Linked DNA regions of Homo sapiens: regions 2 and 3 are each linked to region 1. The links are chromatin contacts, found by Hi-C or POLR2A ChIA-PET in ENCODE. All regions are on one chromosome and are shown on one strand. Each heading gives the region's core, a stretch centred on a gene start or an enhancer-like site at or near the end of the contact. The rest is flanking DNA. Distances are from core to core; before and after follow the strand shown.

Region 1 (2,700 bases), core at 68-2,567:
GAGGCGGAGGTTGCAGTGAGCAGAGATCGCGCCACTGCACTCCAGCCTGGGCGACAGAGCTAGACTCCGTCTCAAAAAATAATAATAACAACAATAAAAAAGTTTTTAATCCTAGTATTGCTCTCTAAATATAAATGGAAACAAGCCCAAAACAGGAATCATATGCTCCAGCAAGTACATTTACTGTTTGTAGGTGTAAGGAAAAGGGGAAGAAAAGAGACTGAGGTTTTGGATAGTGCTTCACTATTTTCATAAGTTTAAAAGGTAGGTTCATGAAGTATCCACAAAGATAAAGCAGTTTAACCCAAGAATAGCTCACCCTCGGCAGTCTGTAACTTGGTGGGGGGCGGGGGGATGGGGAAAGCTATTCCTACTACTTTCTAGAGCAGCGGGAGAAAATAGCCTTAATAATCCAATTATGTTAATCAACAAAAACCAATTTCACAGACTGGCCGCAAACCTAGAGAAGGCACCTATCACAGCTACCATTCTACACAACTCTATTGCCTAACGCAGGAGAGGTGAGACACTTAGAATCTTTCTTACTTTCCTGACGTGGCTGGAGACTTGAAATTAACTTGCAAATTGAGCATTCTCTCTAATAAAAACTGCTCCCACACATGCCAGGGCCAAACCCGAGTAGTCTGAGGTCCCGGATCCCTCCAGTGGCGCAGCTTTCGGAAGCCTGTCTTGGGGGGGAAAAGTTCAGCAACGAAGTCGCAGGCTCTTAAACCTTTCTCCCCAATTCCTTCTCTCCGACGTTAAAGCGGTGGCCGGGGCAGGCCCGCGGAGGGCGGCCTGGAGAGCGATACGCCCGGGGCCTCCACCAGACCCCACTCCTTTCCGCGTCTCCCGATGCCTGGGAATCCGGGGCGGGTCTGAGAGGGCTGGGGCAAAAGGAACAGTCACCTTCGCGGCGAGAAAGAGGGTGGAGGCAGGAATTCGGGCCAGGCTCTCCCGGAGCTGGCCAGGACTGGCCGAGCCCGACCCCGCACTAACCCGCGAGAGAGGTAGGGCAGCGAGGGTCCGCCGCGGCCCCAGCGCCTACTGCTGGGGGAAGGGGCGGGGGCTCCGGAGCCGAGGGCCGAGCGGGGAGGAGGCAGAGGAGGAGGAGAGGGAGGCGGGGCGGGCAGGCCCGGCCCAGGAGCTGGGCGGCGCGACTCACCTCTGCTCCCGGCCTGCGGGGCCAGAGTAGCCAGGATCCCGCGCAGCTCCGACGCGGAGATCCGCACACGCTCCAGCCCTTCCGCCATCTTCGCGGCTGCTGCTACAGCCGTAGCGGCTCCGCCACCGCCGCGCGCAGCCAGGAAACCACCACAGACGGGCGGCGCGCGCGCTCGCCCACCTCCCGGCCTTTCCCCGCCCCCTGCCGCCCTCCCTTTCCGAACGACGGTGGCCGCGCTGGGAGGAAAAGCGCCCGCCGCCGGTTCCAGAGGGGCGGGACCGGAGCGAGAGCCTGGGTGGGGCGGGCGGGCGCTGCGCGTGCGCAGAGGTGCGGCCGGGGAGGCGCGCGGAGGCTGGAGCTGGAGGCGCGGCGCCGGTGAGCTGAGGTGAGGCGAGGCCGGGCCGTGCCAGGCCAGGCGGGCGTTTGCGGCGGTGGCTGCCGTTGCTGTTGTCGTGGACACCAAGGACACTGCTAGTCTGGGACTCGGGTTGACAGAGACACCCCTCAGCCTGGGCTCCTCTGGACACCTTAGGCCAGGCTCTCCCGCCACAGGCCCGGCCTAGCGCCGCGGGCCATTACTTGGGACCTTGAAGATCTGCTAAGAGTAGTTGTTACTATTCCCTTTTTTTTTTAGTTGGAGTCTCGCTCTGTTGGAGACTCCCGGGCTGGAGTGCAGTGGCGCGGTCTCGGCTCACTGCAACCTCTGCCTCCTGGATTCAAGCGATTCTCCTGCCTCAGCCTCCCTAGTAGCTGGGATTACAGGTGCACGCCACCAAGCCCGGCTAATTTTTGTATTTTTTGTAGAGACGGGGTTTCACTAGGCTGGTCTCGAACTCCTGACCTCAGGTGATCCACCCGCGTCGGCCTCCCAAAGTGCTGGGATTACAGGCGTGAGCCACCGCGCCCGGCCGCCCCCTGACTTTTAAAAACTAGATACGATATAGTTGGAATCGTGTGGAAGGAAGTACATCAGGAGGCATATAAGTCCATTTGGGACCTGTAATCCCGGCGACTCGGAACGCTGAGACGGGCGGATCGCTTGAACCCGGGAGGCGGAGACTGCAGTGAGCCGAGATCGCGCCACTGCACTCCAGCCCGGGAGTCTCCAACAGAGCGAGACTCCGCCTCAAAAAAAAAAAAAAGTCAATTTGGGAATTTCTGTGTCACTATGGATTCTTGAAAAAAATTACTGCTGTGGATCTCAGGTTGACTTTTTAATTTCCCATCTTTAAAATTGAACTATACCAGAAGGCTGGTACTTGAATCTTTTTTTGGAGAACTGTACAGAGGTGAAGCTCCCTTCCCCAAGGCCTCCTGCCTCCACCTGTTGCCCCTCCACAGCCCCATAGGCTTTTACCCCACACCCATCACAGAATAGTTACCAATTATTCCTTAGTCTGAGCCGAAGGGATTGCCACAACCTCTGACAGAACTCCTTCAGTTCCTTTTACGTGACACTTTGTCACCGGAAGGTTAAGCATAAGAAGAAAGTCAGTAGATGATGGGTGAAAAGATCCAACAGTTCAGAAGAGGAA
Region 2 (2,700 bases), core at 201-2,700, 650 kb before region 1:
AGGATCTGCTCAAACTCCTCCCGACTGAAGCGGCACTGCCCTGCCTCCGAGGGGCGCCCGAGCTGCTGCGCGGCCTCCGCCTTTGGAAGGACAGGCACAGTCAGAGGGTCGCCTCGGCTGGCGTTCCCCCGCCCCAGGGCCATCATGGGAATGCTAGAGGAAGTGACGGGCCGGGAGACTTGGGGGACAAGGGTGCCCTAACAGATAACAGAGCAGTGCTCCAGCTGAGAGCGGGGGCCGAGGCCGGCCGGGGGCGCAGATCTGTCTGCCACCTCCCCGCTTCCTGGCCGACCTGCTGTGCAGCATGCAAACCTTGCTTGAGTGCCCACCGAGGGCTGGACGCTGCGTCCTGGGCTGGGTCCTTGCCCTCATACGGCACTCACCGGGTCCTCAGGGTTCCCTGGGGCGCCTGCGCCGGCGGTCGCCCATTCGGGCTCCTGTCCGTGCTGGTGCCCGGGCCGCCCGGCCTGCCCCCGCGCTCGCTCTTTAGCCTGCGGAGTCGCGGCTTCGCCAGGCTGCTGGCGCTCCCTCTCGCGGTCCTGCGCGGCGCGCAGCTGGGTCTGCATGGCCGCCAGCTTGTGCCGCAGCTCAGCGTTCACCAGCAGGAGGCGCTGCAGCTGCTCCTGCAACTGGGAGCGGAGCAAAGGGTGGGGTGGGCGGGGCACCGAGGGCCCCCCGGAGCCCCGCCCAGCGCCTGCCTCGCTCCGCCCCCGCCCCCGGAGCCCCGCCCAGCGCCTGCCACGCTCCGCCCCCGCCCCGCCCCAGAGCCCCGCCCCGCCCTCACCGCCTCGGTCTCCTGGCCGCGCTGCCGCAGGTCGCGGTTGTGCGCCCGGAGTTCGTCCCGCTGTCGGTCCGTGACCTCCTTGAGCTGCCGCAGCAGCGCGCGCTCCTCTGAGGAAGGGGCGTTCTTAGCGGCGGCGGCGCGCGGCCCGCGGGAGGGAGGGGAGGACCCGAGCAGGTCGTCACCCGCCCTGCCCTGGCCGGGGCTGCGCTTACCCTGTGGCCCCGCGCGCAGCTCCCTGCGGAGGCGCTCGTTCTCCTCCCGCAGCCGCCGCAGCTCCTGCTCCGCCGGCTGCGCCGACACCTGCAGCTGGGGAGACCCGGGTCTCAGGCTTCGGCCCTGCCGGCCCCGTGGGTGGCGAAGGGAGGGCCATGACTCACCGAGTCCGGGGCGGGCCCCACGGCAGCCTGTTCCAAGAGCTCCAGCGCCCGCACCACTAGCGGCACCAGCCCGGCCGCCGCCTCCGGCCCGAAACGGCGCGCCAGATCCTGCAGCTCAGTGCCCAGGGCCCCGGCTAGATGGTACACAAGCTCCGCGGCCGATGCCGACCCCGCGGCCTCCCGAGACCCCCAGCCAGGCACCCCGGGCGCCGCCCTCCTGGGCTCCATGTCTCCCAGAGGCTTAGGGCTGCGACCCCCCCACCCCACCCTCCACTGGGACGGGGAAAAGCGAAACAGTTCCGCCCCAGGAAGCCGTTTAGGGCGGTGTGGGCGGGGTAGAAGCGATAAGGGTAGGGAGGAACGAGGAAGGGAGAAGGCGTGGGGTAGGGAGATAGTGCCCTAGGTCGCCTGGGCTCTGTCCTTTCCACCCCCAAGGTCACAGGAAACAAGACAGCCAACTTCCAGCCAGGCGTCCAAGAGCTGAGGTTCAGGGCTGCAAGTGGTCACTTGAGTGGAGCCCTCCCCACAGGCCCAATCCAGGCTCCGCCCGTTTGGAGTCATGGGGCCAACTTGGCAGTGGCCCGCTCCAGGCGAGAGGTGACAGGTAGGCAGCCGGTCTCTGGCCTCCGCCCGGCTGTACACAAACTGCCTGCCTGTGTGCTTGTTTTCCTGACCAGGACTGACACAGAAAGCTTAAAGGGCTGGGCTGGACACCGCAGCCGCTCAGCACAAGCCACAGAGTTCCTAGACCCGGGAAAGGGCAACTGCTCCCAAAACTGTGGAAAGGAGGCGAGAGCTTCCAAGTAGTTTTGTGGAAAAAGCAGCAAATGTGGTCAAGGCAGCGGAGTGTGAAAGCCCAGCCCTGCCTCAGGTCTCCACTGAGTCCAGGGGCTATCTACCCCAAAGCCCTGAATAGGAAGGGGGCCTCATACTCCCCCCTTCACAGCCGAGCCCAGCATCTTGCTGTGAACCGCTCCAGTCCAGCCTCCTGTTAGACCTAAATCCAGAATTTGAGTTTGGGGGGGAAAAAAAAAACAAACCAGCCCCTGAACTCCTATTTATACAAAATTTATTATTATATTTTATTCAGGATGACAAGCCATCAGGAGGTCAACAACACAAGCACAGACAGAGGGAAAGAGGCCAAACTGCTGAATGTCAGCGGCCTGTCTGGAGGGGCTGAGGCTTCGGCCTCGGGAGGCTGAAGCAGGAGGCAGGGAAACGGTCAGGCATACAGGTCCTCCCGATCCGCAGAGTAAACCTCCCCCTCCTGCAGGAGAGCAAAGTTGAGGAAGTGAGAGGGCCTGTGCACCTCGTGGTAGAACTCTTTGGGGTTCGCCAGCTGTAGCTCATATTTCATGTTGGGGTCATGCCGAACACCTTCGGGGAGAAGGAAACAGCCAATGTTAACAGGGCTCCTGCCTCATGCAGCCTGCGCCACCTCCAAGCCAGCCAGGCCCCAAGTGCAAAGGGCGATGGCCTCACCTTATCCCTACTGCTATCCCCACATCCCCAGGCTCCTCCCACTTACCCATGAAG
Region 3 (2,700 bases), core at 77-2,576, 850 kb before region 1:
AGGAAAACCCAGCGCAGGTAATTTATGTTCTTGGCGTAGAGTCTGTTCCCAATATCCAGGAAGACTCAGCCCGCAGCCCCATCTTACTGAGCAAGGTGACGCCCTGAAGTACACACCGACAATGTTTAAGTCCAAGGAAAATGAAGTTCCAGTCACTTACAGGGAAGGGTCTGTTTCCATTGCCTCACTTCTGGTTTATTTTGTGGAATAAAATGTCTTTCCTCCACTAAACACTTTGAAAACCAGAACTCTCTAACGGCGGACAGTCTTCTGGACGCTTAGATCTCTTGCACATAGCCAGGCATCGCCTTAAACTGGGTTGGGCTGGTCACTGAAGGCTTTCTGCTACCACTATTTCTTCTAGCACTTAGTTCACCACCTTCGTCCTCCACGGGGGAAGAGAACGGTACAAAGATTTTGGAAAAATGCCCAAGAAAGGAAAAAATTGACCGGTTTCCTGAGGGTGTCTCCATCCCTCCCGGCCAGTATGTGGTGACTTCCTACCAAAGGCCACCAGGGGAGCACGGCCAAACCCGGCTCTCCAACACGGCAGGAAACGTTTCCAGCCTAAAAGCCACTTGTAGGATTATCGGATTCATTCTGGGCGCCGCTGCCAAGTGATGCCCCCGCAGTGCCAACATCTCCCTCAGCTCTTTGTCCCCACGTTGCCTTGCCCTGCCCTACCCTTGCGCCTGGCCCGGGAGCCAGCCCCACCCTGGGGCCGAAGCAGTTCCCCTTCCCCGCGGCTGCCCTCCCCAGGCACACCCCGGGGCCTCGGTCCGCGGCTCCTCCTCCCCCACACTCCTGCTCCCCGGGTGAGAGCGAGCCCGAGCAGCCGGCGGGCCCCTGCCACGGTCACCCAGCCCTCTGCCCACGACCCCCGAGGGTCCGCTCTCGAGGACCAGCCAGCCAGGCTGGGAGTTCCGCGGCCCTCACCCCGCCCAGGGCCCGCCGTCCCGTCAGTCCCTCACCGGGCGGAGGCTGGGCGGGCGACGGTGGCACCGGCGGGCGCGGGCCGCTGCTGTTGATGATGTAGTGGGAGACGCGCGAGTTCTCTGAGACGCTGAGCACATAGTCCCCGGGGCTGGTGCTCGAGTCCCGCACCAGGAACACCCCGTGCCGCTGGCCCTGCAGCAGCGCCACCGCCTCCTGCCGACTCAACCTCCCCCAGTACCAGCTACTCCGCTCCTCCGAGTCGAAGTTGCCCGCCATGGCTGCCTCCGCGCCTAAACGCTGGGGTGCCGCCGCCGCGCGCGCCCCTCCGGCCCCCGGCGCCCGCCGCCCAGCGGACCGGCTCCGGTTTCAGCTTCACAGCAGCGCCCGAAATGGCGGCGGCAGCCGCGGGCCTCCCCCTCCGGAAATGACGCGCTCCCTGCCCGAGGGAGGCTGCCGGGAAGGGGCCCGCGGCCCGCCATTGGGAGAAGGGCAAGGCGCCCTCGCGCGCGCACTGCGCATGCGGATTCATGGGCGGTGCCGCCCTTCCCGGGCCCGGGCTGCGGGGGATGGGAGGCGGGGTCTAGGGCCCGAGGGGCGGGGCCTCGCAGCCTCCCGCAGAGACGCGCGCCTGCGCTGCGGACAGAGCGGTGCTTCTCGTCTGGGCCCCGGTTCCTGGACGACCTGGGACTTCTAGGCAGCGACTCCCAGACAGAATTGGAGGAGAAAAGATGCGTGTGGCCCTGGGGCCTGAGTTCTCGGCCAGGCTTCCTGCGATATCAGTCTGTTTCTTTTTTCTTTTTCTTTTTGAGACGGAGTCTTGTTCTGTCGCCCACGCTGGAGTGCAATGGCGCGATCTCGGCTCACTGCTCCCGGGTTCAAGCGATTCTCCTGCGTCAGCCTCCCGAGTAGCTGAGACTACAGGCGTGAGCCACCGCGCCCGGCTGTTTTTTGTATTTTTAGTAGAGACGGGGGTTTCACCATGTCGGCCAGGATGGTCTCAATCTCCTGACCTCAGGTGATCCGCCCGCCTCGGCCTCCCAAAGTGCTGGGATTACAGGCGAGAAACATCGCGCCCGGCCACGTCGGTCCGTTTCTGCTCGTTCCTCTAGCTTCTCCACAGACCAGCTGACGTTCTCATTTTCATTGATTCACCTAGGACATTGTTGTTGACACTCCACTTGCACTGCGGGTGCAAAGGTTATCATGGCTGGGCCCTGCACTCCTCGAACTCACAGACCAGTGAGAGGAACCAGGAAACTGGATGACAAAAGGATGACAAATGCTGACAAACGCTATCATGGGAAACGGACATGAACACAGAGCAGAGCCCCCACAGCCAGTCTATGGAGTAATCCAGGAGGGCTTCCCAGAGGAGGCAGCATGTGTTGACTGCTGAATGACAAATGGGGAAGGACATTCTTTCTTTTTTTTTTTTTTTTTTTTTTGAGATGGAGTCTCGCTCTGTCGCCCAGGCTGGAGTGCCTGGGCGTGATCTCGGCTCACTGCAAGCTCCGCCTCCCGGGTTCACGCCATTCTCCTGCCTCAGCCTCCCGAGTTGCTGGGACTGCAGGCACCCGCCACCACGCCCGGCTAACTTTTTGTATTTTTAGTAGAGATGGGGTTTCACCGTGTTAGCCAGGCTGGTCTCGATCTCCTGACCTTGAGATCCGCCCACCTCGGCCTCCCAAAGTGCTGGGATTACAGGCGTGAGCCACCGCACTCGGCGGGGAAGGACATTCAAAGCAAAGGGAGCAGAGTGTACCA

What was found. Hi-C counts contacts between places; a loop is a spot of excess contacts on that map. ChIA-PET counts read pairs that join two places held with the same protein, here RNA polymerase II (POLR2A). Pooled maps may share reads with other maps.
Region 2: a map of CD8-positive, alpha-beta T cell shows a loop between it and region 1 (2.9-fold over the local background). The contact joins the promoter of RILP here to the promoter of SMG6 in region 1. A Hi-C loop is called at or near these places in 3 of 168 maps with a recorded cell type or tissue (CD8-positive, alpha-beta T cell and naive thymus-derived CD4-positive, alpha-beta T cell), 1 of 37 single-sample maps with no recorded cell type and 10 of 50 pooled maps. POLR2A ChIA-PET finds 5 or more read pairs at or near these places in 1 of 52 experiments (activated B cell).
Region 3: a loop to region 1 is called in a pooled map, with 9 times the contacts of the local background. The contact joins the promoter of CRK here to the promoter of SMG6 in region 1. A Hi-C loop is called at or near these places in 5 of 50 pooled maps.

Annotation. Positions count from the first base shown.
Region 1 is chr17:2,302,468-2,305,167 of GRCh38, forward strand. It overlaps SMG6 (SMG6 nonsense mediated mRNA decay factor), which reads right to left and starts at 1,318. Exons shown (of 19, transcript NM_017575.5): 1 at 1,166-1,318. The coding sequence starts at 1,253. SRR (serine racemase) reads left to right here and starts at 1,483. Exons shown (of 8, transcript NM_021947.3): 1 at 1,483-1,550. RefSeq lists enhancers at 1-390, 720-1,446 and silencers at 948-1,157, 1,348-1,567.
Region 2 is chr17:1,648,416-1,651,115 of GRCh38, forward strand. RILP (Rab interacting lysosomal protein) reads right to left here and starts at 1,451. Exons shown (of 8, transcript NM_031430.3): 1 at 1,162-1,451; 2 at 997-1,090; 3 at 785-891; 4 at 384-629; 5 at 1-80. The coding sequence starts at 1,389. PRPF8 (pre-mRNA processing factor 8) reads right to left here. Exons shown (of 43, transcript NM_006445.4): 42 at 2,693-2,700; 43 at 2,214-2,541. The coding sequence ends at 2,387. RefSeq lists a silencer at 760-1,054 and an enhancer at 2,688-2,700.
Region 3 is chr17:1,454,906-1,457,605 of GRCh38, forward strand. It overlaps CRK (CRK proto-oncogene, adaptor protein), which reads right to left and starts at 1,327. Exons shown (of 3, transcript NM_016823.4): 1 at 972-1,327. The coding sequence starts at 1,212. RefSeq lists an enhancer at 496-1,481 and silencers at 746-875, 986-1,045, 1,136-1,635.